Linked DNA regions of Homo sapiens: all the other regions are linked to region 4. A link is a loop called in an ENCODE intact Hi-C map of the cell type or tissue named here. Cell type or tissue: heart left ventricle. All regions are shown on one strand. Each heading gives the region's core, and the rest is flanking DNA. Links, peaks and the distances in the headings are about the cores only. Region 1 has its middle 150 kb from the start of LINC02198. Region 2 overlaps LOC105379013 (a long non-coding RNA gene). Region 3 overlaps LOC105379013 (a long non-coding RNA gene). Region 4 overlaps LOC107984116 (a long non-coding RNA gene).

What was found. A loop is a pair of places that touch in the nucleus more often than their neighbours do. Peaks named below come from ENCODE experiments on the same cell type or tissue, not always from the same donor. Only the 100,000 strongest peaks of a DNase experiment are listed, where the experiment ranks them.
Region 1: a loop joins it to region 4, with 7 times the contacts of the local background. A loop is called at or near these places in 12 of 110 quality-filtered maps.
Region 2: a loop joins it to region 4, with 2.3 times the contacts of the local background. A loop is called at or near these places in 3 of 110 quality-filtered maps.
Region 3: it touches region 4 in a loop (2.1-fold over the local background); 6 of 110 quality-filtered maps call a loop at or near these places.

What each region holds. Positions count from the first base shown.
Region 1 is chr5:68,880,876-68,888,601 of GRCh38, reverse strand. No RefSeq gene overlaps it. Among named protein-coding and RNA genes, the nearest start is that of LINC02198, 150 kb to the left of the region's middle. In heart left ventricle, for the core only: a CTCF peak has its summit at 3,519; no DNase peak of the experiment used is centred there.
Region 2 is chr5:68,651,224-68,658,949 of GRCh38, reverse strand. All of the region lies in intron 2 of LOC105379013 (a long non-coding RNA gene), which reads left to right. It overlaps LOC105379010 (a long non-coding RNA gene), which reads right to left. Exons shown (of 3, transcript XR_007058808.1): 2 at 628-775. Among named protein-coding and RNA genes, the nearest start is that of LINC02198, 370 kb to the left of the region's middle. In heart left ventricle, for the core only: no CTCF peak of the experiment used is centred there; no DNase peak of the experiment used is centred there.
Region 3 is chr5:68,791,584-68,799,309 of GRCh38, reverse strand. All of the region lies in intron 2 of LOC105379013 (a long non-coding RNA gene), which reads left to right. Among named protein-coding and RNA genes, the nearest start is that of LINC02198, 230 kb to the left of the region's middle. In heart left ventricle, for the core only: no CTCF peak of the experiment used is centred there; no DNase peak of the experiment used is centred there; H3K27ac peaks cover 323 bases.
Region 4 is chr5:68,958,333-68,966,058 of GRCh38, reverse strand. It overlaps LOC107984116 (a long non-coding RNA gene), which reads left to right. Exons shown (of 3, transcript XR_001742709.2): 2 at 3,896-4,190; 3 at 5,433-5,519. Among named protein-coding and RNA genes, the nearest start is that of LINC02198, 68 kb to the left of the region's middle. In heart left ventricle, for the core only: CTCF peaks have their summits at 2,783 and 2,982 (motif pointing right); a DNase peak (open chromatin) is centred at 2,998; H3K27ac peaks cover 214 bases.

The DNA of each region.
Region 1 (7,726 bases), core at 1,168-6,167, 78 kb after region 4:
CTACAATTATCATGTACAGTAGAGCTCCAGAACTTATACATCCTTTCTGGCTGAAACTTTGTGCCCTTTGATCAACATCTTCCCATTTTCTCCCTGTCCCGCCCCTAGTCCCTGGCAACTGGTGTTCTACTTTTGCTTCTGTGAGTTCAAATTTTTTTAGATTCCACATATAAGTGAGATCATGCAGTATTTGTCTTTCTGTGCCTGGCTTATTTTACTTAGCATAATGTCCTTCAGGTTTATCCATGTTGTTGCAAATGACAGGATTTTCTTCCTTTTTAAGGCTGAATTATATTCCATTGCATATATATGCCACATTTTCTTTATCCATTCATCTGTCAATGGACATTCATGTTGATTTTATATTTTGGCTGTTGTGAATAATGCTGCAATGAATATGCAAGTACAGATACCTCTTCGACACACTGATTTCATTTCCTTTGGATCTATACTCAGAAGTGGGGTTGCTGGATCATATGGTGGCTCTATTTTAATTTTTTTGAGGAACCTCCACATTGTTTTCCATAATGGCTGTACTAATTTACATTCCCACCAACAGTGTACGAGGGTTCTCTTTTTTCTGCATGCTTGCCAACACTTATTTTCCATCTTTGTGATAATAGCCAATCTAACAGGTGTGAGGGAATATCTTCTTGTAGTTTTAATTTGCATTTGTCTGATGATGAGTGTTAAATCAAGTTTAGCTTAAAGTTGCCTCCTTACATATTTTAAGTTCAGCCTAAAGGGTTTTCTGTACACCATGAACTATATAACAAGTGGAGGTGTAACCATACTGTAACCTATACTTGTGCCAATCACTGAGTTTTGGTCAATCACTTGTAGCCAACTGTTCGAACTGTGTTCAAATAAGGCAAATGCCGAACTGTAATCAATCCAGCTGTTTCTGTACCTCACTTTCCTTTTTCTGTCCATAAATCTTCTCCCACCATGTGGCTGCGCTGGAGTCTCTGGGCCCACTCTGGCAAGGAAGGCTGCCTTGAACAACAAGTTCATGACTCATTTGTTGCTCAATTAAACTTCTTTAAATTTAATTCAGCTGAAGTTTTTCTTTTATTATTAGTGATGCTAAGCATTTTAAAATATACCTGCTAGTCATTTGTATATCTTCTTTTGAGAAATGTCTATTCATCTTCTTTGTCTATTTTGTAATCAGGTTGTTTTCTTGCTATTGAGTTGTCTGATATATATATATTTTGGATATTCATCTCTTATCAGGTGTATGGTTTGCACATATTTTCTCCTGGGCAGTATTAAATGTGGCTTCTGTGCCAGGAGCTTTGCCTTGCAGCTACTGCTGCTGCTGCTAGTATGAGAGAGGGAGGAAAAGAGAGAGAGGAAGAAAAAAGAAAGATTGAAATCGCTTAGTGTGAGAGAATTTTCTGTACCAAGCCTGGTGCGGTTCTCTGATCGGCAGAACCTTTGCTTCGAATGTGCCCACATGGCAAGGGACTATGTAACATTTTCAGCTCCTCTAGGGGTGACTGTCCATCTTCTCCCCACATCAAAACTCAAACAGTATGGAATTCCCCATAGAAAGGGGTTCCTCAGACGCTTCTCAAAAGAAGACATTTATGTGGCCAAGAAACATGAAAAAAAGCTCAACATCACTGATGATTAGAGAAATGCAAAATGAAACCACAATGAGATACCATCTCATGCCAGTCAAAATGGTGATAATTAAGAAGTCAAGAAACAACACATGCTGGTAAGGTTATGGAGAAAAAAGAATGCTTTTACACTGTTGGTGGGAGTGTAAATTAGTTCACCCATTGTGGAATACCTTGTGGTGATTCTCAAAGACCTAGAGGCAGAAATACCATTTGACCCAGTAATCCCATTACTGAGTATATACCCAAAGGAATAGAAATCATTCTGTTATAAAGACACATGCACACGTATATTCACTGCAGAGCTATTCACAATAGCAATGATATGGAATCAACCCAAATGCTTATCAATGATAGATTGGATAAATAAAATGTGGCACATATACACCATGAAATACTATGCAGCCATAAAAAGGAACAAGATCATGTCTTTTACAGGAACATGGATGGAGCTAGAAACTGTTATCCTCAGCAAACTAATTCAATAACAGAAAACCAAACATGACATGTTCTCACTTATAAGTGGGAGCTGAATGAGGAAAGCACACTGACATTGGGTAGGGGAACAACACACACTGGGGCCTCTGGGGTGGGGGTAGGGGGAGGGAGAGCATCAGTAAGAATAGCTAATGAATGATGGACTTAATACCCAGGTGATGGGTTGATCTGTGCAGCAAACCACCATGGCGCACATTTACCTATGTCACCTGAACATCTTGTGCATGTACCCCAGAACTTAAAAGTTGAAGAAAAAAAAAAAAAGAAAGGGATTCCTATTGGGAAGCTAAGGTGAACATTAGACTCCCACTTTAGGTTAAATATGTAATATTCCCAGACAAATCTTGACACTTCCTTTCTTGCATATGTTTTTATATGAGCCCAATTCCTCATTTTTTCCTCAAGGAAGTGGAGTGCAGCCTGTGCAATTGCTAACAGCATAATGTAGTTGCCTTTTTGTGGAAGTGATACTGAGTAAAAACTGAAATCTCCTGGGGTGTTTTCTTATCCTCAATAAAAACCTTCAATATTCTTATAATTGAAGTTTGGCTTCTTAGCACTGTTAAAAATATTTTCTTATTTTAGTGCCTAGAGCTACTTGTTTTAGTTTTATGGGTTTTTTTTTTTTTTTTCGGTTATCTGGTAGAATTTCAGGATATATACCATTAAAGGTGGGTGCTGCTTTTTTTGTGACTACAGACATAATCGGGGATTCTCTCTTTGGCTGAATTTCCTTAACACCAGATAATTATGAGATCTAGAATTCTGGATATGGGTTAATTCAAATTTACCATTGTCTAGTTATTAAGGAGTCAGAATAGCATTTACTGTGTAAATCTGGGCAATTGATGTTTCTGAGTTTCCTTTTTTGATGAATGGAAGTGATTCTTCTCAGGCTGGACTCTCAGGTGTTGGGAGAGTGGCTGAGATGACCGGCAGAGGGGAGAGGTGGAATGGAGGGGGAACCCAGAATTTTCTGACTCCTGGGCTCTGCTGTGCTTTTTACCTCCAAAACCATCATCCAGAAATCAAACCATCTACACTCTTGACTTTCAGCCTTTTTAGTATTTATTGTACCTCCCCAAATTGGCCATTTTTCTGATTTTTAGAAGGATGGATAGTGTATTTTGGTGGGAAGGATGAGAAGGTTAAAAAATATTATCTAAAATTAAAATGCAATATTTTGGAGAGAGAGATCTTTGGTTTAGATCCAAGCTGTAACACTGACTGTGTGAACTTGGGCAAGATATTCAGCCTCTCTGAATTTCAGTATCTTTCTCTGCAAAGTGGGGATAATAATGCTTGTTTTGTAGCCTAAGTAAATGTTGAATCCATTCTTCTATGGAGTTTATTCATGTGCACCAACCCTATCCCCCTTGTGGTGACTTTAATATCTTTTTACAGTGCTGCTGATGGAGGATGCTGTCAATCCAGAGTCTGACAGCTTCTTGCTCCTATGTAAGTCAAATGTCATTCTTGAAATCATAATAAACTTATCAACTTTTTTTGCATAACTTGATGGGGTTATGGAATTATAACTGCTTTGGAAACATTCCAGCCTAGAAGCTATATACCAGAACAAATGAGATCCTGGCCCAGTACCTCCTCCAAGGAATTCATTCTGCTTTTGGAGACTAGCACATGTATTTGCTTTATATTATGTTTCCTAAATTATATTTATTTCTTTATTTTAGAGTAATGCAATAATTTAAAAGAAAGGAGTATCTTGGCTTATTCCCCCTCAAATACCACAGCCTTCTTCATTAGGATGTTTCATTTAAAAAATAGTATTTGTGCATTCCCTGCCAACCTTCCAAAAAATTCACTGCTGGGCAGAGGAAGGGGTTGATAAATAAAAAGTAATTTGTTCATAAAATTTATAAGCCACTGGAAATGAAGGCCCTGGAAGAAAGTGCCAACTCAGCTTTAAGTATGAGATAATAATCAAAACAGCAAATGTACAAGTGCATTATGGTAAGAATAAATCAAACGGCAAGGCTCGATGTGAACAATATGGAAAAAACAACTAAGTGAAGAAATGTCAAATGAAGGATTACCTTTACTGTGGAACTACCTATTCAAGTCATAAATTCAGCCCAGGATTTCTGCTTCCTAAAACCTAAGGACTTCTACTGAACAACGACACTGCACCCGCAGCAACCACAACAGAAACAACAAAACCCTTTGTTTTCCTGCTAGCTTCTAGCAGTTTTGTTTCAGAGAGAGAGGCTTTTTCTGTGGACTGTGTCTTTTATTGAAGATTTAACCATAAAAGCAGTGCTCCTGCAAACTCTGCTTAGGGTTGGCAGTATATATCATCAATTAGATATAAGGTTGCTTTTTTTTTTTTTTTTAAACCAGCCTTTCCATAAGAGCTTTTGTTGACTATTTCAGTCTTGTTTTCCCAAAGTAAATGTTTCATTGAGTTAGCATGACTTTATTATAATAAAAACTGTATTTTTGTCTTCTGTCCCTTGACATTTATTCCATAGAACTAGTTTTTTCCTGACCCTAATTGAAAGAAAATTTAGGGCAAATTATTGTACACCTCTGACCACTTTTAGTTAACAGTAGGTCTTGCTCTTAGCATGTCGAGGCCAGTGTAATAATACAATCAGTAATTTCATTCAATGTTAATGCTTCTTCTCTTCCCCCAGCTTGGGCCAACTAAAAGTTGGCCACTGGCACTGGGCAAAAGGAGGCTTGGTTGGCCTCTTCTCTTTTTCTCCAACGTGCATCATACCCCACTTCCCTCGTCTTCAGAATGAGGCCACCATTTGGGATCATCTTTCAGGGAGAAGGTGGGAGGGGCTCGGGAGAGAGGAGTCCAGCCGCGGAAGGCCTTGGTTGACTAGTGCTGTTGTCAGCTGGCGGCTGAACCTGGGCTGGCAGGCATTTGAAGCCGATTGTCTTGGGGGGCACTTTGGTGGGTTCTTTGGGTACTCCTACCTCTGCAGAGCTCTCACTTGTAATCCGGCACTAAATCTGTTAGTTCTGCCTTAGAAATGTCCCCCAAATCCAATCATTTTGTATCTCTCCCACCACTTCCCCTGCTCCAAGACACCCCCAACTCTATCCTGCAGGACTGTGGTGGGTTTCCATGCTTCTGCCTGTGTTCCAGGAGTCTGTTTTACATGCAGGACAGGGATCTTTTCAGCATGTAGTTCAGATCATGTTATTCCTTTGTTCCAGGTGTCTGGTGGTCTCCTGTCTCATGCAGAGCGGAACTCCCAGGCCTCTGAGGGACCACAGGCCCTACACACTGCCTTGCCCCCGCCCTACATTTATGACCTCGCCTTTCACCACTCTCACCCCCCTCACTGTCCCAGGACACTGGACACCCCGCTGCCTCAGGGCCTTCCCATTTGCTGTTCCTTCTGCCAGAATTCTTTTCGTCAGATACGTACAAGGCTTATTCCCTCACCTCGTCTAGCCTTTTTTTTTTTTTTTGTGAGACAGAGTCTTGCTCTGTTGCCCAGGCTGGAGTGCAGTGGCGTGATCTTGGCTCACTGCAACCCCCACCTCCTGGGTTCAAGCAATTCTTCCTGCCTCAGCCTCCCGAGTAGCTGGGAATACAGGTGCCCACCACCACACCAAGCTAATTTTTTTGGTGTTTTTAATAGAGACGGGGTTTTGCCATTTTGGCCAGGCTGGTCTTGAACTCCTGACCTCAGGTGATCTGCCCGCCTTGACCTCCTAAAGTGCTGGGATTACAGGAGTGAGCCATCATGCCCGGCCAAGTCTTTGTGCAAATGTCTCTGCCTTAGTAAGCTTTTCCGTGATCAATCCATTGCAAACTACAAACCCTCCCTCCCCCAGGCCTCTCTCTATTCTCCTTTCATACTTTATTTTTCTCCATAACACATTATATTTTGACCTACTCTATATTTTACTCGCATAGTGTTTTTCTCCTCCATTAGTACATACTTAATAAAGGAAGAATCTTTATCAGTTTTGTTCATTGTTGTATCCCTAGTTCTTAGAACTATGCTTGGCACCTAGTAAGTGCTCAGCAATCCTTTTGAATCAATGAATGAATGTTTACTTGATCCTATGTTATTGTAACTCACCTGCATACATAACTAGCTCTCTTTCTCAGCTCTTGAGAGTAAGGTCTAGGAACTGGTCATTTTGTGTTCCCTACATCTCTAGCTCAGTGTCTGGAACAAAATAAGTTCTCAATAAATATTTATTGAATAAATTAAAGAATGAATAAATCAGGAAAGATTGCTGGAAATGTGGAAAACAAAGAAACAGGAGTAAAGTTTCAAGGCAGATAATGTGGTTCAGATATTTCAAGGAGAGGAAACCATGGGATTTAGGTTGGGAAAGGGGGCTGGGGACCTTTGAGGAGCATGGAGTGGAGGGTGGGCCTCAAGTTGCAGTGGGTGGAGGTGACTGAACATAGATGGTAGGATGTGGAGAACTCGGTCCAGAAGAAGCATATGAGGGAATGAAATTGAATTTAGCCTGATGAGAAGATGGTTGGGGGAATACATATATACATATGTGTATATATATATATATATCAGCCTACAGGAAAACTGAAGGTGTTTGTAAGCTGAATCTTTAGTGGAGAGAGAGATTAATCAAGACAGGGGATAGATGAGGAATAAGATTTGGGAGGGGGCAGAAGGAGTGTGATCAAGCCAACAAGAGAACTGGTCCTGGGAAGCAGTATGGCTACCTCTTAGTCTGAGGTAGGAGACATTCCCTGGTCTTTGCTTGGATGGACAGGCATGGAGAGAGGGAGGGAGGGAGGGAGAGAGGAAGCCACCTACCTACTATCCATCCATTTGTCTGTGTCTTTCTACTTGTCTAGTCATTCATCCATCTGTTCACCCATCCATCTTTCTATCTATCTATTCATCTCTCTAACATTCCATTTTTCTCAGAACCCAGCCAGGTCCTTCTGATGCTCATCCTGAGAGATGCTGGGGCAGCAGGTAGTATTCTGAGGTGGGGCTTAGGTATAGATAACTTTTCTCCAGGCACTTGCAGCCCTCCATGGCAAGATGGGAGTTTTGTGTCTTTTGAATTGTCCTGCACAGTGATTTCTCTAGCCTAAAGATCACTGAGTCAGATATACACAGTGCATGATGAAAACAACAGCTTTCTAGTATTTAGAAATTAGGCTTTTCAAAGTACCTAAAAATCCAAAATCTGTCAGCTAATTATTTACTTTCACTTAGTTTTCTTTCAGACTTGGCAAGATGATTACAGGTAATTCCCACCTTTCCCTACAATATCCAGCAAAAGAATTGAGAAATGCTGCCCCTCCATCCCCCATAATTACTACTTCTATTTATGAACAATGGAAGGAAACAAAATAACAAGTAAATGGAAGAAATGAAAAAATAAATTCACTCTGACTTGACGCTCTGTCCAGTTAATGAACCCTCCAGAGGAACTGCATTAACATTGGCACCGTGTTTAATGATGGAATAACTCAATATGTGCACTCATTCAGGACATTTATAGATTATTAATTACTCACACACGGTATTCAAGTCATGATCGTAATTACCCAGAGTCTGTCTTTCCTTGCTAACCGAGCATCTTGGACCTGTTTCTTGAGTCACCCTCAGGTGCTGAAGCCC
Region 2 (7,726 bases), core at 1,301-6,300, 310 kb after region 4:
TGTGTGTATGTATGTACTTAGATCAGCTGCATAAAACTATAGGGACAATTGAACTTAAAAAAGACCATATTAGAGAATAGTATTATATCAATGTGAAATTTCTGAAGTATGATATGAAAGGAGGAAAACCTTTTGTTGAGATACTCACCTAAGTATGTAGGAGGGAAGTATCCTGAAGCATGGGAAGCTAAAACAATGAATTCTCAAATGATTAAACAAAAAAAAGTGTGTATATGTATACAGAGAGATAAAGCATATTTGGGACAATAAAAATAATTAGTGAATGTAGGTGAGCAATATATGGGTGTTCATTTTACTGTTCTTGCAATTTTCTCCAAGTTAGAGTATTTTGAAAAGAAGTTGGAGGAGGGATGCTGGGTTGCATGAGAAAGACTGTGGAAGACAGGGCTGGGGCTGCACTATACACTTTTAACATCTGCAGGGCATCCTAGAGGGTTCAGAAGGACATGCCACATGGGAAGTTGGCTGGGGGCAAATAGCAGAAAACAGAGCATCTGGGGCAGCAGCTCACTCACAGTGATTTAGGGTCTGCAAGCCTTGGGATTTTAACAATGCAACTATTTGTTTTAAACACACATGTAACATCATTTCATTTTATATGCATACTTTACACATGCAACATTAGGGCCAAATTCCAGCTCCATCCCAGTCCCAATCACTTGATGAGAGGGACATTTATTGGCTTATCTGGCAGATGGGTTTTAGTCCAAAGCTTCTCTTCGTGAATGATTTCAATTCTTGCTCGTTAATCTTCCTGTGAAATCACAGTTAAAGGATTGTGGGTGAACACATCTAAGGTATCCAGTGATCAGCAGTACAGCTTATTTTCTGTCAAGTATGACTTTGTCATTTTTATCTGATACTTACCACACAGCCTCATGCAAAAACAGGTTTGCTTCACCACCACCCCTCCTTCCTGCTCCCCCTTTCCCAGGCCCAGATACAGATTTGTATTCTTGGCATCCTGCTCTTGTTTGATGAGTTTTAGGAGGCTCCAATTCTTGTTTTGTCCCCAGGAGTAAAGCAGCAACTGCTTTAAACTGATAACGACATGATTTTGCTGCCCTATAGACAGTCATTTAAACTCTGTGATATGTGGCCACTGCCTCAAAATTCAAGCAATGGAAATGACATCATTATCAGCCAACTCTTCATGATGAAAAATGACCCACATTAGGAAACAATCTGAACCCAAGGAAACTTTGGTGATCAATCATCACAATTATAACGTGCTGGCCTTTTATGTAAATCCAACCCACAGTGAAGCAGGATTTGGATGGGAGAGTTGGGGGAGGAGAAATCTAGTGGAAAAAGAACATTAGCACAATGTAATTAAGCAAAAGGGAAAGCTTCAGATAATATATGTTTCTCAGGGGACCCTGATAGACCTAAGCTGAAAGGATTGCATCATCATCATTAAAAGCATTTGTTAAATGCCCAGAGCTACAGAGAGATGGGCTGGGCTTTGTGCTGCTTGAAGTTAGTTGAAACAGGCCAAGCCCCTTCCACCAGGAACTTGAGCCCTCCAGGAGCTACCTGGTCGATGAGTAGTGGGCAGGGACATTCCCTCACTGCAGGGGAGCAATTATAACTGCCAGAGGGTGATGTTGCAGCTTTGGAGTGCCTGGCTTTCCCCATTCTACTTTAGTCCCTTCGGGTCATTTGTCCTTTTCAAGGCTGCATGGCCAGCCACATGCTCAAGCTGGTCTCAGTATGAGGTAGAAAGGAGTGGGACTGTCACCATCCATCTGCAAGAAGGCAGAGTGTTTTCAGAGAGCAGAGGAGTTGGGGACTTTGGTGATGAATCATGCCTTACCCGAGGGCATGTATGATTGCACCTGGCCAGCTTCACATGTCTGCATTTGATTCTTAGAGTTTGTGTTTTGTCTATTACCTTTTTCTCAGACCTGGAAAGGTGTGTGTGTGTGTGAATGTGTATGAAGAGTTGCAAGGAAGGTGAGGAAGGACAAAGGGATAACAGATGTGGCTATGTTGGTCCCAGAAAATTGTAGAGAATAAGGCATCTCCTGGTTGCCTATACCTTAGGAAATGTAAAAAGCACAGGGAAGTGAACACTCAGCTCAGCTCAGCCATCCCTTATCAAGGCCTCCAGAGGCTGCAGGTCCATCCCATGGCATGGTGGCTCTGGGCTAGTGAGTGCTCCAAGCAGGATCTCCACATGATGGCCTCCATCTGGCAACACTGGCTCCCCTTCAATCCTATTTTTTCTTAAAATCTTTGTAGTGTCATTTCTACTATGCTTGCTCTCGACTCTACCTATGAAACCTCTTATATATGCACTTCTTATCCTGAAATCGATGTCCAGATTATGAGGCCTTGGCCTACTTCCTCACCTCCTATTCAATACTCTCCTACATGATGCAAATAACCCTTTTCTATCTGCAGACCAATAAAACTGGAAATTTCCCTCTAGGAGTTTGCTCCTTGCATCTAAAGTTCCACCCTCCTATTGAACAACATATTAAGCTTTGTGTGGACTGGTTATTTGATCTCTTTCAGAGTAAAGAGAGGAGCATCCCAGAGAACAAGGCACTGCCCCACTAGGGCAGATAGGATGGGTCTCCAGGGAAAGGGGAAGACGGAGGACCCTAAAGGAAAAATAATATGGAACATGACTTCATGTTGACTCACTGTTCTAACTCTTCACACCAATCATGTCTTTTAATCCTTACACCAATTTTATGGGACTATATAGGAGCTTTATTCTTCCCTTTTGCAGAGGAGGAAGCTGAGATTCAGAGAGGTTAAGTGACTTTCTCATGATTACATAGTTGGTGGGCAGAGCTGGGATTCAAACCTTGGTAGTTCAACTTCTAATACGTGTCTTTCATCATTACACTACTCCAGAGAGGAGAAGCACCTGTTGGGGAGAACTTTGTCAAGAATCCTGGGAAGTAGGTTCTGATACTGCAATTACCCCTGCCCTGCCTCCAGCCCAGGGTACCTTTGTTGTCTCTGGTTGTATCACAGATGTGTGTCCCGGTGGTGGCAGGAGGCCATACCTATCTAGATGGAATGATGGGCCTGATGGCAGAGGCCTCACTTTGTTCAGGTGGAGTCAACTCAAGCAGCTGTGGGATCTTACCCTTGGCAGAAGCCAAGAACCCTCCTTGGGTCACTTTTGGACTTACAGTACTAGCAGCTTTCTAATCTGACCCATCGTGGCATTTTAAACACTGCCAGCAAATGCCCAACTGATTTATCCATGGCAATTAATGAAATCATATCTTGGGATCTGCAGACGTCGTTGGGCATGCATCAGTTGACCTCAGCTGTAGTCTGTGGCCACTACGGAGAGCACCATCGGTTCAGTTAGCTCGGTGAGCATGTGCTGCTGAGTCTTCTCTCACTGTGGTGAGGGGCCGGGGCAGGTTGCACTGTCTGCATGGGAAACACCCTCCTTCACTCTGGGCTAAAGAGGAGGGGAAACAATTTTTTGGAACATTTCCTAAAAAATAGGCAATCTCCTGTGTTCCTCAGAGTAGCTGATGTCCAATCAGCTCTGCCTGTGCTCCCCGCAGTCAAGAAGTTGGTTTCTTTGGATGTTTTGTGTGGCAGCCCTGGTTCATCCCAAACACCCACCTCCATCCCTATAGCTTCAGGCCTGGCTGGGGAAGGGCTATGTGGGACATGAAACGATCATCTCATAGCTATGGTTTAAATCATGCTTTATCTCATGAATAATCCATACGTGGTTACCAGGAGTCATTAATAGTTGTCAGTCTTCATTTTCTAGGTGGTGGGAATTGGGGAGGGTGAAAGAAACATCACTAGGTCTGTTGTCCTCTCCTCACCAGCACTACTCCTGTGACAAGATCAGGTCTTTCTTCCCCACCTAGCAAAGACAGGGGCCATGGGGATTCTCAGGAAATGTTGGGTTGGAAGGGGCAGAAATAAATCACTATAGCTGGGAGCATAGAGTCTGTGTAGAGGAAGTGATCTTCCTTCGTTCATAAAATCCCCATCCATTTGTACCTTTGGTGAGAATACTACTTTCTCCCTGAGGTCTATGGGCTGTATTATCATTAAAATTATCATGATATTTATATTAACTGGCTCACAAAGTACATCACCCATCAGGTCCAGTTTGCTTCTTAAAGCTGGAAGAGTGAAGAGTCCCCCTGAAATTCTTGGGCTCTGTTTCTTTCCATTAAGTTCTTTTGTATATGGTGTATATTCATGATCATATTTTAAACCAGATAATTTTTTCATGCCTCGTTTAACTTGTGTGTCTTTTCAGAGCCTATACCTTGGTCAGGTTTCTAATCAAAGCCAGATAGCATAGGTGAGTGTTGGGATGTGAGGGTAGTAGGGGTTTTGGTGACCAGTACTCAGTGGGTAGAAAAAGGTGAACAGTGTAGTGCTGGGAATGCTGGGGTCAGAAGATCTCGGATCAAGAAATAACTCAAACAGGTATTAGCTGAATGACCTTGGATTTGACTTAAAACTTTCTGAACATCAGCTTCTTATCTGTAAAGTGGAGATAATACTTACCTTGAAAGGTATTGGGAAGGCTCAAATAAGATAAGGTATGGGGAACGGCTTTGGGAACTATACAGTCTTACATATGTGAAAATTATGGCTTCTGATCTTAAGTGTGATCAAATAGTTCTTGAAAGAAAATGGTCTAAGTATGGGGCTTTGTTAAACAGATATTTCTTATTGATTTTTCTCCTAACAGGATTTAATGTATACTCTGTTGTTTTGTGTCTATTTTCTCAAGATATAGGCAAGTTAATAAAGCCTGTGCTTGGCATTGTGTTTGGCAGGGCCCTGCACCTTGCCAGGCCAATGTAGAAACGGGTCGGAGACCGAGCATAGGCAGTGTAACCCAAGAAGTGGGGGTGTGTCTTGGGAAGATGGTTCCTGCCTGATTGCCACGTTGGACCTCTGACCTGCCCCCCGTTGTCCACCTCTGCCAAGATTTTGAGCCACCTGATCTCTGTGGCCAGGTCTTTAGAGGTTTGAGGCTAGGGTCACATCTGTGGCCAGAGTCTGCAGGCCTATCAGAAAGAGAGGTGGTTTGACATTTGAGGAATTGTTCTGCTGTCTACCATGTAGTAAGTGTTGCTGATGGCAGGTGCTGACCCAAGCACTTTATGTGCATTACCCCATTAAATCTTCACAACAGTACTGCAAGGTAGGAGTTATTATCATCTCCATCTTACAGATAAGGAAACTGAGCTCAGAGAGTTTTAGGTCAATTGCTGAAGGTTGACAGTTAATAGAGTGCAGATCAGGAGTCCCATGTGGGTATGTGTGATCCCAAAGGTTGCTCTTATACCAGAATGCTGCTCCAGTGTCTTGCCCAGCTGGGACTTGACAGCAGCCAGAGCCTCAGATCAAACAGTGAGACCAAATGTGGCACTAGGGAGTATCCTCCTCTTGCTGAAGGGAAGAGAGGCAGAGGACTGGGACTGCATGTGACTTCCATCTTGTGGCACTGAGGTACAAGACCCGACATCAGTCATAAAATGAAACATGTCACAGGCCAACTCAACAGGGCTTAAATTGTATGGCTGTACATAGTCCATGTGTACCATGGGTACCTGTGCTTCAAAATCTCTTCTTTAAAGTTGTAACTGGCCATTTAAAACATTTCTTTTCCAAGTAGCTACCCCCATATTTTTTGGGTGGTTTAGAGTGGGAGTGGGGTGAGCTGAATATCATTACAACTCTTTCTTTTAACCTCTTTGATTCTGATTTCGTATTGTTCACTCATAACTTATAAGTTATTGTCTAAAAGGAAAGGAAAGGGATGAGAAAGGAAAGACAAAGAAAGAAGCAGAATGAGAGAAAGAGACAAAGAAAGAGAAAGAAAGAAAAAACGTCAGTTTTTTGTTTTTTTCAAGCAAGATAAGGAAAAGGAGAAAAAGAATGGGGAAAAGCCAAATGTGATCCAGGGTTGAGTAAAGTAGCATGAAACTGAGGACTTTAATGTCTGTTACACCCACCTGAAACCATCACATAAATCTCTACATTACATTCCGCTAAACATGTCAGAAATGCAACTGTGCTTGCAAATAATTGCTGCCATTGAATGAATCCGCCCTGGCACATCCATTTGGGCTCAAAATAACCCCTGTAACCTAAGAGTAAATCAGTGACTGGACACCCAGTGCCAAGCATAATCTCAAGCAACATTTAACTAGGTTCAATATTTATTTCCCTGCCTTGAGTCACTTTGAAATGATCTGGACTCAGTTCAGACAGGACCAGCCCTAATTTTATGGTGCTCTTGGAATCATTCCAGCAACATGAGGGCTCAGATGTCAGGGAGTTCCAGAAAAATGAGATCCCTCACAGAAGATTTCACAATTTAAGGCACCGTCCTTCCAACATTTTGCAATATGTGGGCTTTCTACTGAAGATGTAACTTTTTCAGAGGCTTTGAGGACCCTTAAGAAGTATGCCTCACCCACACTGAACTCCTACTTCATCCCTAGGGATGGGGTGGGCAATGTTAACCTGGTTAACAGCTTGCATAAATAAAATCTCTTAATATCTGCAAATAGGAAAAGACAGGCCCTCAATTTACCCCCATTTTTCAAGCAAATGACATTTCCCAAACAATTATGGAAGCCAGATTTGGGAAGCTTCAAGCCACATTCAAACAGCAGATAACACTCCTACAAGTTTGACAGACACAGGAACACATCAAACAAATAGCAGCCAATTCTCAAGCTTTTGTATCTCAAATGCTCAATCAATAGAAAATCAACCAGTTTTATTGTACACCAGAGATAAATCTGAAGATGGCAGGATTGACTTATAGCTCCCTGTTAAAGGGATATTGAGCTGACATTGAGTGACCTCACACTCAGCCGTAACATTTATCATAAAAGTCTGACATGGTTAAGTGAAGTGATTGATATTGGCCCATCTTGCTCTAAAATGTAGGCTTTCATCTGTTTTAGTTGGGAAAAGAGTAAAGGACCTCACTCATGGAATTAAACATCTTCCTTTTCTTTATTTTTCCTTAATCTATTAATGGTTATCCTTAATTCAGCATAATGGCAGAAATTCTAGAGTCTGTGAAACCTAGGTTCATATCCTAGGGTCATCACTTATCAGCTGTTGAGCAAAATTTTAAGCTCCTCTAAGGGAAAGTTTCCTTATCTGTAGAATTGGGAGAACTGAGTGAGATAATGTAGTTGAAGCAATCATTAAAGTACCTAGGCACACACTTAAGAAATGTTAATCATATTATTATTATAATAATAATCATTATTATAATTTATTTTGACTCCTGACTTCATTATTCTGTCACCCATTATGCTATTAGCACAGTAATAATACCAATAACAACAATACCTATTATAGATACCTTTTGTTGATACCTACTAGGTACCAGACACTGTGCTGAATGCTTTAGATATGTTCTCTCATTTAATCACCACAAAAACCTTTGAAGTTGGTGCTATTATTATACCAGTTGTTAGAAATAAGAAAATTGAGGCTCAGAGACATAAAATTGCTTAAGATCACACAGTTGGCCAGGATCCAAACACACTACATTACACTGGTCTCCCAATCCCAAGTCACATAGATTATCACTTTTTGTCCTATTACACCCTTACGCCCTTAGAGGAACAGAAAACTCTAAAATTTGGGGAAAGTCACTTTATCTCTCTGGACCTCGGGCTTTTCGTCTGTCAATTGAAAAAGTTGGAGTGGATTACAT
Region 3 (7,726 bases), core at 1,256-6,255, 170 kb after region 4:
GCTCCCAATTCATAGTTTGAAATAGCCCTGTCCTGCTTCCAGTGGCTCCTGCCCCACCATACAATGTGTGGCTTCTGCTGGGGGCTGTAGGAGGGCTGCCCCTTTCTGTCCTGTCATGCTGACAGCTGCATGGGGTGTTGGCAGAGCCAGCCAGTGACTGCCAGTCTCCTGGATGGTTGCCTTGTCCACTGCTTGGAAGCCTTGTCATGTCTGATGTGGCAGGGTCCGGTTTCTAGAGGAAATGTTCCTCTGGGATTTGGATGAAATCTGGGCTGTCCTATCCTATCTCCAGAAAAATCTGAGCAAGCAGCAATTGTAATTAATACTTGATGAGTGATGCCCACTGGGGGTTAATTCCTGACATCCCAAAGCTCTGAATGGGTGGAACACATGGTATTGGTTGGGTGTTAGACATGCTTACTAATGAATTCACTTTACTTATTTTGGCCTTGGGGTTAGTCAAGGAGAGAAGCTCAGAAATAAAGTAATGCCCTAACACTGCCTCCCGCAGCTGATTGTCTTTCTTTCTTCTTGTTTCATTTAACATAATATATTTGAGGTTCATCCATGTTGTCACATGAATCAGTAGTTCATTTTTTTATTGTTGAGGGCGAGTCTTGCTCTGTTGCCCAGGCTGGAATGCAGTGGCACAATCTCGGCTCACTACAACCTCTGCCTTCTGGGTCCAAGTGATTCTCCTGCCTCAGTCCCCTGAGTAGTTGGGACTTCCCAAGTACCTGGGACTACAGCTACTGTGCGCCACCATGCTTACGCTAATTTTTGTATTTTTAGTAGAGACAGGGTTTTGCCGTGTTGGCCAGGCTGGTCTTGAACTCCTGACCTCAAGTGATCCACCCACCTCAGCCTCCCAAAGTGCTGGCATTAAAGCGTGAGCCACTGTGCCTGCCCTGTAGTTTATTCTTTTTTATTGCTGAGTAGTAGTCCAATGCATGAATATGCCACAATTTGTGTATTAATTTTCTTATTGATGGACATTGAGTTGTTTCTAATTTGGGCTATTATGAATGAATATTCTTTCACAAATCTTTCTGTGGACGTGTCCCTCCCTGCTTCCCCAACCCAGGGTAAATACCTAGGATTAGAATTTTCTACTACTAATAAAGTTAAGACATGCACTTCATTTTATTGGAAACTACCAAACAGTTCTCCAAACTTGTACTACTCTACCTTCTTATCAGAGTTCCTGTTGCTTTCCATCTTTATCAACATTTTGTGTTTCAAGTATTTTTTTAAATTTTAGGTATTCTGGTGGGGGTTGAAATGGTATTTTACATATGTTAATTTGCATCTGTCTGATGACTAATGATGTTGAGCACCTTTTCATGTGGTTATTGGCCATTCATATATCTTCTTTTATGAAATGTCTGTTCATGTCTTTTGCCAACTTTTTATTAAATTGTACAGAATTTTATTGTTGATTTGCAGGATATTTTAAAACATATTCTGTATACAAGACCTTTGTCACATATGTGTGCTGCAAATATTATTTCTTGGTCTATGGCTTAATTCATTTTCTTAATGGCATACTTTAATGAGTAGAAATTTTCAGTCTTGTTGAAGTCCAACATATCAATTTTTTCTTGTATGGCTTTTTGCATCCTGTCCAAAAAGCTTTGCCTACACAAAGGTCACAAAGATATTCTCTTACTTTTTTTTTCTAGAAGACTAATGGTTCTGGGTTTTATATTTAAGCCTATGACCCATTAAAAAATTATTGTTAATATATGAAGTGAGAAAAAATTTAGTGAAAAATAAAACTCAAGGCCAGAAGTCTTCCAGAAGAAAACAGCCTACTCTCTAATTTGCAGTGATAAATTAATGGAAAATCTTGTGGCACCCTTGAGATGGAGTAGCCAAGGGAAGAGCTTCCCTTCCTTCAAGGGTAGATACTATGGCAGCAACAGGTGATGGTGAATCTTAGTTGTGTCCAGTGAAGTAATGACTTAATACGAAGTATTTACAGTAGAGGCAGCAGCAATGCTGAGTACATGTGAGAGAAAACTGAAAGAACTCCTAGAAAAAGCTGGAGGACATTTTTGGGGACCTAATATGTATATTTAGAGCAAGGGTCTCTCTCTGTTGTCCAGGCTGGAGTGCAGTGGTATGATCATAGCTTACTATAACCTCAAACTCCTGGGCTCAACTGATGCTCCTGCTTCAGCCTCCCAAGTAGTTTGGATTATGGTCACATGCTGCCATGCCCTAACTTTTAATTTTTTATTTGTAGAGACAGGGTCTCGCTATGTTGCCAGGCAAATTTTGAACTTCTGGGCTCCAGTGATCCTCCCACCTTGGCCTCCCAAAGCACTGGGATTATAGGTGTGAGCCCCTGTGCCTGGCCAGGGGTCAGAGTTTTTGAATAAAACCAGCAGGGGTGCATGCCACTACAATTCTGGTATTTACAGGGAAAAGGTGACTTTATCTTTGTTTTTATTTTTGATATTGAAACAATTATAGACTAACAGAAGAGTTGCAAAGATAGTACAGGGCATTCCTGTAGACTTCTCATCCAGCTTCCCCTAACGTTATGGGAATTTTTTTGGGGGGAGAGTCCAAGAACCATAGTGAGTGAATGTGAGAGTAAGAGGGGAAAGGAAGAGAAGCCAATACTGGGTGAATTAATGAGCAGGTTTCTGCTATGGGTAAATAGGACTTGGCCCTACTAGGGACTCTTTAAGAAACTGTATAGAGCACATCTCAGAGCTGTCCTATGGAGGGGTGAGCAAGTTATCCAGCAATTTCTAACCCTCATTAGTTGAGGGTCACTCCTGGGATAGCTCCCTGACAAGTGGGCAGAGCACCACCTCCTGATCAGAATGTTCCTTTAGGCCATGAGACTTAGGCAAGAAACTGTTGGTGTGTCTGTGGGGGGACAGCCTGCAGAGGGCTCAGATGATAATGGTACTGTTTGGGGGTAGGGGAAGAGGGGAGCATTAACAAGGTCTGCTAGACTTTTCAACGGACCTGAAGTTTGAGTAAGAGTTTACTGGTTGCAAGTGACCTCTGAAGAGACAGACCTTTCCAGACAAAAGGAGTAGAATGTACAAAGATTAAAAGAGAGTATGATAAATTCAGTGACATGATGAAGCTGTTTTGAGAGTGTGTGGGAAGAGGGCTAAAAGGCTAGAGAGAGGTCAGGGAAGATGCACGGGATGAAATACAAGGGTCTTCTATTCCACATTAGCAATCTTGAACTTTATCCTGATGGCCAAAGGGAATTTTTGAAGGGTTTTAAATAGGAGAGTAATATCAATTTGCACTTTTAGGAAGATTATTCTGGATGCTATGTGAAAAACAGATTAGAGGGTGGTAAGATCAGAATCATGAAAACCAGCCAGGAGATTGTCTCAGTAATTCAGGTGAGAGATGATGGTGGTGAACTACGATAGTGCTCACCAGGATGGAAGAAATGCTTGGGAGTTGTAATTAACAGGAGTTGCATCAAAATGGGGAGGTGGGAGGTGAGGGAAGGTGGAATATAAATGGGGGAGATGATGAGGGAGAGAGGAAGATAAGGAATATGACTTCCACACTCCTGACCCTGCTGTCTATTATTCCCTGAGATAGAAATAGAGTAGTGATAGAGGCAGGAGGAGGAGAAACTCTAGGCAGATAGGGGACATCAGAGAGGCAACTTGACTTTGGAGGAAGAGGCAGAGAGGCAACTTGGCTTCAGGGGAGAGAAACCTACCCTTCCCGTCCCGTTTCGAGCTCCCCTCTCTGCTGAGAGCTGCTTTCATCACTCAGTAAAATTCTGCACATTCACCATCCTCCAATTTATCTCCATGACCTCATTCTTCTTGGATATTAGACAAGAATTTGGGACCCACCAAGTGTGGATACCCAAAAAGGCTATCACACTGGCTTGTTTCCCTTGCTGGCGGGAGGTAGCCACCCCCCTCGCCGAGGCAAAGGGGCCACTGAGCTGATAGCACACTGCTGTCCATGGTTGGTTGAGCTAAGAGAACACTGTAACATGCCCTCTGGAGCCTTGGGGTCACAGGCACCCCTACCTGGACACTGCCACGGGGCCTGCACAGAGTTTGTTTCTGCTGGCACCAAAGTGGCCAGCAGGTTCCTGCAGTCACTCACTTGCATGTTCCCTCCTGCGAGGGGCTGAGCATGATTGGCTGAGTAAACATGGCACCCCTGTTCTGCAAGGGGGTCAAGGAAAAATCTTGCATCAGTAGGAGGATAAATGTGGGAGTTTGGGGCCTTGTAAATGTGAAGTGTCAGTAGGAAATCCAAGGGACAGTTACTTAATAAACAATAGGATACAAATGTCTTTGATTCCTTTGGTCGATTCAATCTGCAGGTGTAGATTTAGGGGTGGGTAGCTTAAAGACTACCACAGTCTTACGACTGAAACTGTAAGATCAGGTGAGATGGCCCTGGGAGATTGTATAGCATGAGATTTACGGGAGGTAGAGGAAAAAAACCTGTAGAAACATGAATCCTAGCAGGGCTGCCATTGAAAGCGTGCATTGCTTTTTCATCTGGCCATGAACAAACCTCCTGTCTCCTAAGTTTCAGAAAATGGCACGCAGAAAGGCAGGTAGGAAGCTGCATGCGCGTGCCTGAGGCCAGGTTTTCCTGATTAAAGCTCTCCTTGGGCTTGTGGTGTTGCCCCTGTGGCTTTCCTTGGCATGGCCTTTTATTTTGAGAGAACCTTTTCAGAGGGGCTGATCTTTTCTTCTCATTTCTTCTCTGCTTCAGCCTTATGCTATAATATTTCTGTTGGCCACTTGCCTTTCTTTTTACCAGTTGGGACTAGTTGTATTCTCATAGCTATTTTCCCTCCCTCTGTTTTAGACAAATAAAAAATGGAAATGCCAGGTTTAAAACAGAGGGTTTGCCAAAGATGTGTCTTCCTTTGCTGACAAGAGAAAGAAAGTGCACGTGTGACAGACCAGCCCATTTCTAAATCTAAAGGCACATTGGCTGTCCTGGCTGTGGGGGAGTGAGGGTGACTCCCCGCTTTGTGAGGGTAGAACTATCTTAAATAATACCAATTTTGCACTTCTCCTTGGTAAGTGAAATTCATTTTCCAACATGAACTGCAAATTGTGATTTATTAATAGCCTCCCCAAGGTATTCCACTGGCCTAATCCAGTCTTGCCCTCTGCAAATTGGTTTTGATTCTTCACATTTAGAAGAGACTTTTGCTATCCTTGAGACTAATTGTTATTCCTACTCATACATGGATCTCCTCTCCAACACATTCTAAGCAGCCCCTTCAATTTGGGGGTGACGAGGAGGATCTATTTGTTAAAAATCCCTTTCTTTTCCCTGCCGTGTCTGTTTTGTACTTCAAAGTCACGCAGAATAATTCCAATACTTATTCTAAAAGAGAGGCTTTCAAATGCTTAAATTCATTTATTTAAACTCTCCTAAGGTGGTAGCCTCCTCTTTTTCCTCTCCTCTCTTCTCTTAAGTTTTCCTACTTTCCTCTCCTACAGGATTTACACATGCCTTATACAATTTAGTCACTGTTTTTTTGGAGTTAAACCAAATCCAATTCTTTTCACTTTAGGTTCTACAACCAAGAGGGAATTCAACAAATTAAAGTGACTACAGTTGTGAAGATACTTAAAACTAACTATTTGGGGTACCACATTTCTGTGAATATAGCCTTAAGTCCATTTTTTTTTTTGGAAACAACTTCTTGCCTTATATTCTGTTGACTATAAAATAAAAGTTTACATTATTTTCATGATAACTGCCGTCTTCCTTATCCTGCAGTTGTGTGGAAGACGTTATATTTCTCCCAGTTAAATGGCATCTTGGGAAACCATTGTTCCAGTTTGTTTCTCTCTTTTTGGCTCTTGATTCTGTTATGCAAACTATTAGCTATTAACCTCAAGAGCTTGTCATGTGTACACCTGAGCACTATTTCCTCTTCATATTTAATAAAAGCTGTTTAGAAAAAAATGTTGAGGAAGGAAAACTGCAGCAAACTGCCAGGTGCCTATGTCTACATTAGCATTATTCTATTAGTCAATTCCCTTTGGTTAATATATAACTTAGCTAAAGTTAAGTTACATTATGCTGCAGTAACAAACAATTGCCACGTCTTAGTGGCTTCCAACAACAAGAGTTTATTTCTTACAATTTGTGCTGACTGTGGTTCAGCTGTCACTCTGCTCCATTTGTCTTCATTACAGGGCCAGCAAGAAGAGGTCCCAATCTGGGATATGCTTTCCTCATGTTAAAGGGAGAAAAAGATATATTGCTAATGGTATGGACAGGAGGCAAGGAAATACTGGGTAGGAGAGGGTGGTTCCCCAGCAAAGGCCCCACCCTCAAGCCTGGAAACCCATGGCCCTAAATGGGAACAGGCATTCCTGTTTTTGCATCCAAATATTTGGCCCACCACGCCCCCCTATCCTGTACCCATTTAAACCCCAAACCTCAGGTCCTGTAAGCAGATGAGCAGATGAACAGAAGAGCAGAAGAGCAGCACAGCCGAGAAGGAATGAATGGCACAGCAGAGAAGGAGAGAAGAGAAGGAGCATCTGAACGTTGAGAGTTCAACTAGAAATGGTCAGAGAGGAGACTGATCATGGGATAGCCAAACTCCAGGAGAAGATTATGTTCCCACTCCATCCCCTTTCCAGATCCCCAATCCATCCCTCTGAGAGCCACCTCTACCACTCGATAAAACCCCTGCATTTACCATCCTTTGAGTCTGTGTGTGACCTGATTCTTTCTGGACACCGGACAAGGACCTGGGTAGAAGAAGACACTAAACTGATTAACACTTTAGCCATCAGGAGAGCTAAAGAAGCACTGTAACATTCCCACTGGGGCTTCGGGAGTTGCAGGCACCCACCCATAGATGCTACCGTAGGGCTGGAGCCCAAAAGTGCTCACCCTGGCTCCTGCATCTGCCCGTCTGTGTGCTCCCCTTCCCATAAGGGGTTTGAGTGTGCAGCAGCTGAATATATGAGCCACACCCCTGTTGCACATCCTGTGAAGGGGTCAGGGAACTCTCCTGTTTCACTAATTCATATACACACAATGGTTCATAAAGCTTCTGCTCAAATATACATGTCCCCTCACCTCCTGTTGGCCAAAGCAAGTCATGTGACCAATCCCAGCATCAATGGGAGGAGGATGCATACTCGTGCAGGAACGCTGCAGAACTCATATGGAATGAGTGGCAGTGAATAATTAGAAACACTAAGTCATTTGGTAAAAGTATGTATCATTTGTGTAACAGTTTCCAAAGTGTCTTCACATCTCTCTGTGTCAATTGCCACAACCTTGAGAGAAAAGGGTTGCTTTCTCTATTTACCAAATTAAATCCTGAGACATGAAGTGTCATCTTATCACTAGCAAGTATAAACCACAAATAAAATTCTAAAGTCCCCCCAGCCATCTGAATGAAATTCCTCCTCCTTGGCCAGGGAGCTCTTAAAATTTAACCTGAGAGATTGGTTCAGGCCATGATGGGAAGTGGGGGTTGAACATGTCACATCACACCTCTCTGGCATTAACATCAACACAGACCTTAAGTTTGATTAGAAACCTTTATAATCTATTTTCTGTGAAGCCTGCTACCTGGAGGCTTCAGCTGCATGATAAGACTTTGGTCTCCACAACCTCTTATTGCAACCCAGACATTTCCTTTCTATTGATCTCAGGTTTTTAGATAAACTCAACCAATAGCCAACCAGAAAAAATTTAAATATACCTGTAACCT
Region 4 (7,726 bases), core at 972-5,971:
GTGTGAATGTGTGAGAGGTGTGTGAGTGTTTGAGAGGATGTGTGTGTGTTTGAGAGGATGCATGAGTGTGTGAGAGGATGTGTGTGTGAGAAGATGTGTGTGTATGTGAGAGGATGTGTGTGTGAGTGTGTGAGAAGACGTGTGTGTGTGAGGATGTGTCTGTGAAAGGATGTGTGTGTGTGAGAGGAGGTATGTGTATGTGTGTGAGAGGATGTGTGTGTATGAGGATGTGTGTGTGTGAGAGGATGTATGACTGTGAGTGTGTGAGAGGATTGTGTGTGTGAATGTGTGAGAGGATGTGTGTGTGAAAGGATGTGTGTGTGAGAGGATGTATGTGTGTGAGGATGTATGAGTGTGAGTGAGGATGTGTGTGAGAGTGTTAGAAGATGTATGAATGTGTGTGAGAGGATATATGTGTGTGAGAAGATGTGTGTGTGTGAGAGGATGTGTGTGAGTGTGTGAGAGGATGTGTGTGAGAGGATGTGTGTGTCACTGTGTGAATGTATGTGTGTGTGAGAGGATGTGAGTGTGTGTGAGGATGTGTGTGTGAGGATGTGTGAGAGGATGTGTCAGTGTGTGAGAGGGTGTGTGAGAGAAGGAATGTATATGTGTGTGAGAGGATGTGTGTGTGAGAGGATATGTGTGTGTAAGGATGTGTGTGAGAGATGTGTGTGAGTGTGTGAGAGGATGTATGAGTGTGTATGTGAGGATGTATGTGTGTGTGAGGATGTGTGAGTGTGTGAGAAGACGTGTGTGTGTGAGAGGATGTGTCTGTGAAAGGATGTGTGTGTGTGAGAGGAGGTATGTGTGTGTGAGAGGATGTGTGTGTATGAGGATGTGTGTGTGTGAGAGGATGTATGACTGTGAGTGTGAGAGGATTGTGTGTGTGAATGTGTGAGAGGATGTGTGTGTGAAAGGATGTGTGTGAGTGTGAGAGGATGTATGTGTGTATGTGAGGATGTATGTGTGTGTGAGGATGTGTGTGAGAGGATGTGTGTGAAAAGATGTGTGTGAGTGTGTGAGAAGATGTGTGTGAGGATGTGTGTGTGTGTGGGAGGAGGTATGTGTATGTGTCAGAGAATGTGTGTGTGTGAGGAGGTATGTGTATGTGTGTGAGAGGATGTGTGTATGTGTGTGAGAGGATGTGTGTGCGTGTGTGAGAGGATGTGTATGTGGACGATGTGTGTGTGAGAGGATGTATGAGAGTGAGTGCGTGAGAGGATGTATGTGTGTGACTGTGTGAGGATGTGTGTGAGTGTGTGAGATGATGTGTGTGTAAGAGGATGAGTGTGTGTGAGAGAGGATGTGTGTGTGAGAGGATGTGAGTGTGAATGTGTGTGAGAGGATGTGAGTGTGAATTTGTGTGAGATATATGAGTGTGACTGCGTGAGAGGATGTGTGTGTGAGTTTAGGATGTGTGAGTATGTGTGAATGTGAGAATGTATGCATGTTTGAATTGTGAGAATCTATGAGTGTATGTTTGTGAATAATGGTGTACGTTTGTCTAATCAAAGGAAATCTCATGTTTGAGACCACTAGTAAAGGATTTCTCCAAACTTCAGGATTCCTGGAATTTTAGCCAACAATATTCTCTGATATCAGCTTTACTGTGTTGGAGACACTTTCTCTGGAGCAGCTGCATAGAACGGTGTTGGTGCAGAAATCTGGAGTCAGCCTGCTGAGAGGCCTTCTCTGTGTGAACCTGGGCCAATAACCTCTCTGTCCCTTAGTTTCCTTGTCTCTGGAATGTGGATGACAGGAATAGTTCCTACCTTATAGGGTAGTTGTGAGGGTTAAATAAATGAGTTAATGCACCTAAGGCGTTTAGCATGTTGCCTGGCACATAGTAAGTGCTAAATAAATGTTAATTGTTATCAAAGTGTTGGGTAAAAGGAAACTTCATGCCCATTCTGGCTGTCATTTAAAAACGACTTAATGTTTGATTAAAATAGTCACATCAAAGGTCGAAATATATAACAAAGTGGAACGTTTCTTCTCACCTGTGTCCTCCATTCCTGCAGTTCTCACACCCCTATAAACATGTAACCACTGGAATTAATTCTTTGGGCAAACTTTTAGAAATACTTCATGCTGTAATCCCAGCACTTTGGGAGGCCGAGGCGGGCGGATCACAAGGTCAGTAGATCGAGACCATCCTGGCTAACACGGTGAAACCCCGTCTCTACTAAAAATACAAAAAAAAATTTAGCCGGGTGTGGTGGCAGGTGCCTGTAGTCCCAGCTACTTGGGAGGCTGAGGCAGGAGAATGGCGTGAACCCGGGAGGTGGAGCTTGCAGAGAGCCAAGATGGCCCCACTGCACTTCAGCCCAGGTGACAGAGCAAGACTCTGTTAAAAAAAAAAAAAAGTAAGAAATACTTCATGCATGTAGAAGCAAACACAAACATATCTCCTCCTTCTTACACAAATGACAGTGTATTATGCATATTGTTTCTATGCTTTTCCTTCACAAACATAACGATGTGGCGATCTTTCTATATTCTTACCGAATGAACTTCCTCACTATTTTTTTTAAAGCTGCATAGTATTCCGTTGTTTGGATCCACCATAACTCACCTACTCATTTTCTTTTGACGGACATTTAGGTTGTTTACAACGTCTTCCAAACTGTCTGACACGATGTTTTTACAGCCCAAATACTGGGCAGAGCCGTCTGCATGAAACATTTCGAGGAGATTATCCATGAACTATGGAAGAGCCGAAAAAAGTTCTTGTATCCTCTCTTTTTCCCCGCTTTTTGCTGTAGTAAACTGTAATCAGTCCAGCCAAGAGGGTTTTATGGGATTTGGGCTTTGTACCATCAACATTCATTAAATAATACTGGAATTTGTTCCTGCCACGGATGAAAACTTAGCCAGTTGGTAATAACTTACACATTTGCTGCCTGAAAAGGAGCAAACAGCCGGTAAGGGTGACTTAACGTGGACAGTCCGGTCACCCTTCCCCAGCACGGTGTCCATTCACCAGCAGAGGGCTCTCTCCTTTTGGGAAAAATACAAATGTCTCCGGGAAAGGTTTTAAACTTCACAGCCGGGCACCGAGTGTGGTGTTTCTCTTCTCTGCAGTGGATTGGTGTGTCGCTCCCTTGAATATTTAGGGATTAGCTGAATACTGAATTTGTCTGTGTTTTGAGTGTGTTTATGTGTGGGGTGTTGTGGAGAGGAAGAGAGTCCAGCATTCCCCAGAGGTCTGAGGAGAAAGCCTGTGACTTGATCCAGAACCAGGGATTATAGTTTTTCCCTTCTTCAGTGTATGAGGCATCCTGGCCTTGTCCTGTGTTTCAAGATTAGAAACCACACACATATATCCCAGTTTTCTGGGATATGCTTGTGAGATGATCGGGCCGTAAACCCTGTTTATATGACCCCTGGTGACTGCTCTTTCAGGTTAGTGTTCCCAAAAAGTCAGGTGAAAATCTGTCTCATTACTTTCAAGGGGAAGAGGAAAAGCACTGACCACCCCCCTACCCCAACACTTTTTTTTTTAAGGACAGAGTCTCACTCTGTCACCCAGGCTGGAGTGCAGGGGCGCCATCTCAGCTTACTGCAACCTCTACCTCAAACAATCCTCCCACCCCAGCCTCCTGAGAAGCTGGGACTACAGGCACATGCCACTATGCCTGGCTATTTTTGTATTTTCTGCAGAGGCGGGATTTCAGTATGTTGCCCAGGTTAGTCTTGAACTCCTGGGCTCAAGCGATCCACCTGCCTCAGCCTCCCAGAGTGTTGAGATTACAGCTGTGAGGCACCATGCCCAGCCGGCAGTGCTGACATTAATTTAGCATTTCCTGAGGTAGTCTAGTGAGGTTAGGCCACTGAGTCCTACTTCTCTCCATTCTCATTGGGTTGATATTCCTGCCCTTTCCATCCCAAACAGTGCAGTTCAGGAAACCAGGCTGAAGAATGTGAAATACATCGCCCAAAGTCAGACACGGAGGAACAACTGCTTCGGAGCTAGCAATTTCCTGAGCTGGAATTGCACCACTGGCCTGTAGAATCCAAACTGTTTTCTACCAGAACAACTCCTTCCCTGCAGGAAGCAGGGTGTGCACAGCTGAACCCTGGTCTGAGAAGGTTGAAGTCACTGACTCAGCCCCAGCAAGGAAGTTGCCCTTCGACTTCTGACCTCTGGCCCTGTTTGAAAACCAACTCAAATCGTTTTTCTTTTTCAGGTAAAGACAAAATGATGCCATGAATTTCTATTTTCTTTTATTCAGGGCACACCTAGGCTAATATTGAACAAACTTCAAGGAAATGGAAGACACAAGGGTTTTGAGAAACTGAATGTAGAGCCTGCCTCTTGGAAAATGGTCCATTCCCAGACCTGAGTCATTAGGGCAGGTGCACAGAGCACCTGCACACTGGGCGATTGCCCAGAGGTTCTCCAGCTAGAGGGAGTGGAAGACCCCAAACTGGTAGTGTCACCCAGACCAAAGCTGGCCTCTCGGTCTTAATTTTTTTTTATGTTTTATTTTTTGAGATGGGGTCTCACTCTCTCTCCCAGGCTGGAGTGCACTGGCCCGATCACGGCTCACTGCAGACTTGACTTCCCCAGGTCAAGTGATCATTGCACCTCAGCCTCCTGAGTAGCTGGGACTACAGCACACAGCACTACACCCAGCCAATTTTTTTGTATTTTTTGTAGAGGCAGTATTTCACCATGTTACCCAAGCAGGTCTTGAACTCCTGGGCTCAAGCAATCCACTTGCCTCAGCATCTCAAAGTGTTAGGATTACAGGCGTGAGCCACCATGCCCGGCCCCTGTCTTATTTTGATTAGAGAAAGAAGCAGCACAGAGCGAAGAGGAAGGGTGAGGCAGGCTCGTCAAATGAGCCCTACAGGTGCTTTTCAACGCCGTTCCTTGTAATTTTGCACAGACAGGGAGGAGACTACTGGGAACTCACTAGGTATTATATAACTAACTTAGATAACTCTTCATCTTGTAAAACTCAGAAACACCTGTTACACTGCTTTTAAAGTCAGTTGTACTAGGTTACCTCACAGGATTTTGAGAAATGGTTTTCTCTTGATTACTTCTTTTCCACTCACAATGTTACACACCTGTCAAGCATGTGGCAACAATGTTTGTTCAAATCTCTCTGGAGTTAGAATAAAATTATGTGCAAGTTTCTACTGAAAAAGAATTATTCAAGAAATGAATGTTTAAAAAAGCAGTTGTGATTGATCCATTTCCAAAGTATTCACACTGATGCTGATATGATTTGAATTTGTATCCCCGCCCAAATCTCACGTTGAATTGGAGGAGGGGCTTGGTGGGAGGTGGTTGGATTATGGGGGTAGATTTCTCCCTTGCTGTTCTTGTAATAGTGAGTGAGTTATCAAGAGATCTGAGGGTTTAAAAGTGTGTGGAACTTCCCCTTTTCTCTCTCTTTCTCTCCTGTGACCATGTGAAGAAGCTGCTTGCCTCCGCTTCACCTTCCACCATGATTGTAAGTTTCCTGAGGCCTCCCAGTCATGCTTGCCGTTAAAACTGTGGAACTGTGAGTCAATTAAACCCCTTTTCTTCATAAATTACCCAAGCTCAGGTAGTTCTTTATAGCAGTGTGAGAATGGACTAATACAGATGCTTAGTTTATGGGTTCTCAAACTTAAGCGTGTGTCTTGAAACACAGATTGCTGGGTTCCATCTCCAGGGTTTCTGATTTTTAAAGTCTGAGGTGGGCCCTAAATTTTGCAGTTTGAACAACTTTGCTGGGGGATGATGATGTTGCTGTTTCAGGGACCACACCTGGGAGTTACTACCTCACTTACTGCAAGATTGTTAAACTCAAGATAGTAGAAGTATTGTTGTTTGTCCCTACACTGCCTTTCCCTTAGCTGGTAGGAAAAGTTCGTAATTAAGACGGCAGGCTCTGAATGCAGACAGAATTGTGTTTGAATGCTTCCTCCAACACTTCAACTACTGTGATCTTGGCTACATTTATTTAAATTCTCAGAACATCAGTTTTCAGGCCTAAAGAAAAGAAATAGTAGCATCTAGTTCATAGGGTTGTGTGTCATGAGACCAAATATATAATTGGCTTAGCGTCTATTGTATACTATATTGACATCTAGTATATATACAATAAGTGGTAGTTATTTCTAAGAGTTCTTGCATATCTTTGAAGCAGCTTATTAGGTTTATTAAAAAATAGACCAAAATTAAAAGAATTAAATGTAAGGCATGGTTACTTTAATTTTTTTATTTTTTTATATTTAATTTTTAAATTTTTTTCTTTTCTTTTTTTTAAATTATACTTTATGTTCTAGGGTACATGTGCACAACATGCAGGTTTGTTACATATGTATACATGCTCCATGTTGGTGTGCTGCACCCATTAACTCGTCATTTACATTAGGTATATCTCCTAATGCTATCCCTCCCCCCTCCCCCCACCCCACGACAAGCCCCGGTGTGTGATATTCCCCTTCCTGTGTCCAAGTGTTCTCATTGTTCAATTCCCACCTATGAGTGAGAACAAGGGCATGGTTACTTTTAAATAACTGGGGAGGTAGTATTATTTTTAAAATATTATTTTAAAAAACCCACTGATGAAGTACAGCTCTGGCATGACCAATCATTACTATTACTCAGGTCAAAAGAAAGCCCAGAGCCTCTGAACACATCAATACTGAGGAGATGGGGGAACATTTTAGAAAAAAAGATTACGTAGAGGCAGGGGTTGGTAGTTGTTTTTTTTTTTTTAGACAGAGTTTCACTCTTGTTGCCCAGGCTGGAGTGCAATGCATGATCTTGGCTCACCACGACCTCCGCCTCCTGGGTTCAAGCGATTCTCCCGCCTCAGCCTCCCGAGTAGCTGGGATTACAGGCATGTGCCACCACACCCAGCTAATTTTTTTGTATTTTTTAGTAGAGACGGGGGTTTCTCCATGTTGGTCAGGCTAGCCTCGAACTCCCGACCTCAGGTGATCTGCCTGCCTTGGCCTCCCAAAGTGCTGGGATTACAGGTGTGAGTCACCGGGCCTGTTGAGTTGGTAGCTTTTAAATAATGAAACTCAAAACCTTCCCAGCTGTAGGAACAGGCAAGGCTGTTTTAAGTTTTAACATTTGGTCTTGAAATTCCCACCGCTTGTAAAATTGCATCCCTTCCTCTCCTGACAGTGTAATGGAAATTCCCACTCCTTCAGTTTAAGCCTGTGTGTCTCTAGAATGCAAATTGTATTCTCTAGGAGTAATAGCATAATAATCCAATAATACTAAGTCTTTCAGATTAGATTATATTAGCTTAGCTAGGTGTTACCTTGGAAAGTACAGTGCTTTGCTCTGAGGGAACAGGACACAGAAGAAGCTGACTTGGAGGAAAGGAAAGACCTGGAGTCTTGGGCTCAGGGGGCCTTTGGGCAACCAAGGGCACTGTGGGGCAGGAGAGAACTGCTAGTTAATGATTTCGCCAGCTGCTTGTTCTGCCAGGGAGAGTTCAGCTAGGCTTTCCAGTTCCCTGCAACCTTTAGGTCTAACACAGTTTATTCTAAGGTTGTGCTCTCAAAACTGATTCTCTTTTGTGTTGAAACAGAGGAGGATGGTATTGGGTGACAGTTTTGGTAGCTTCAGTCATACCACTGCATCTTCAGGCCCCTCTCCCCATTTCAAGTTTGGAGAGCCACCCATTCTAAAAAAGAAAAAGAAAACCACTGTTCTAGTTGTTCGAGTTAAGCCAGGTCAAGCAGTTGGCGGCTTTGAGGGGGC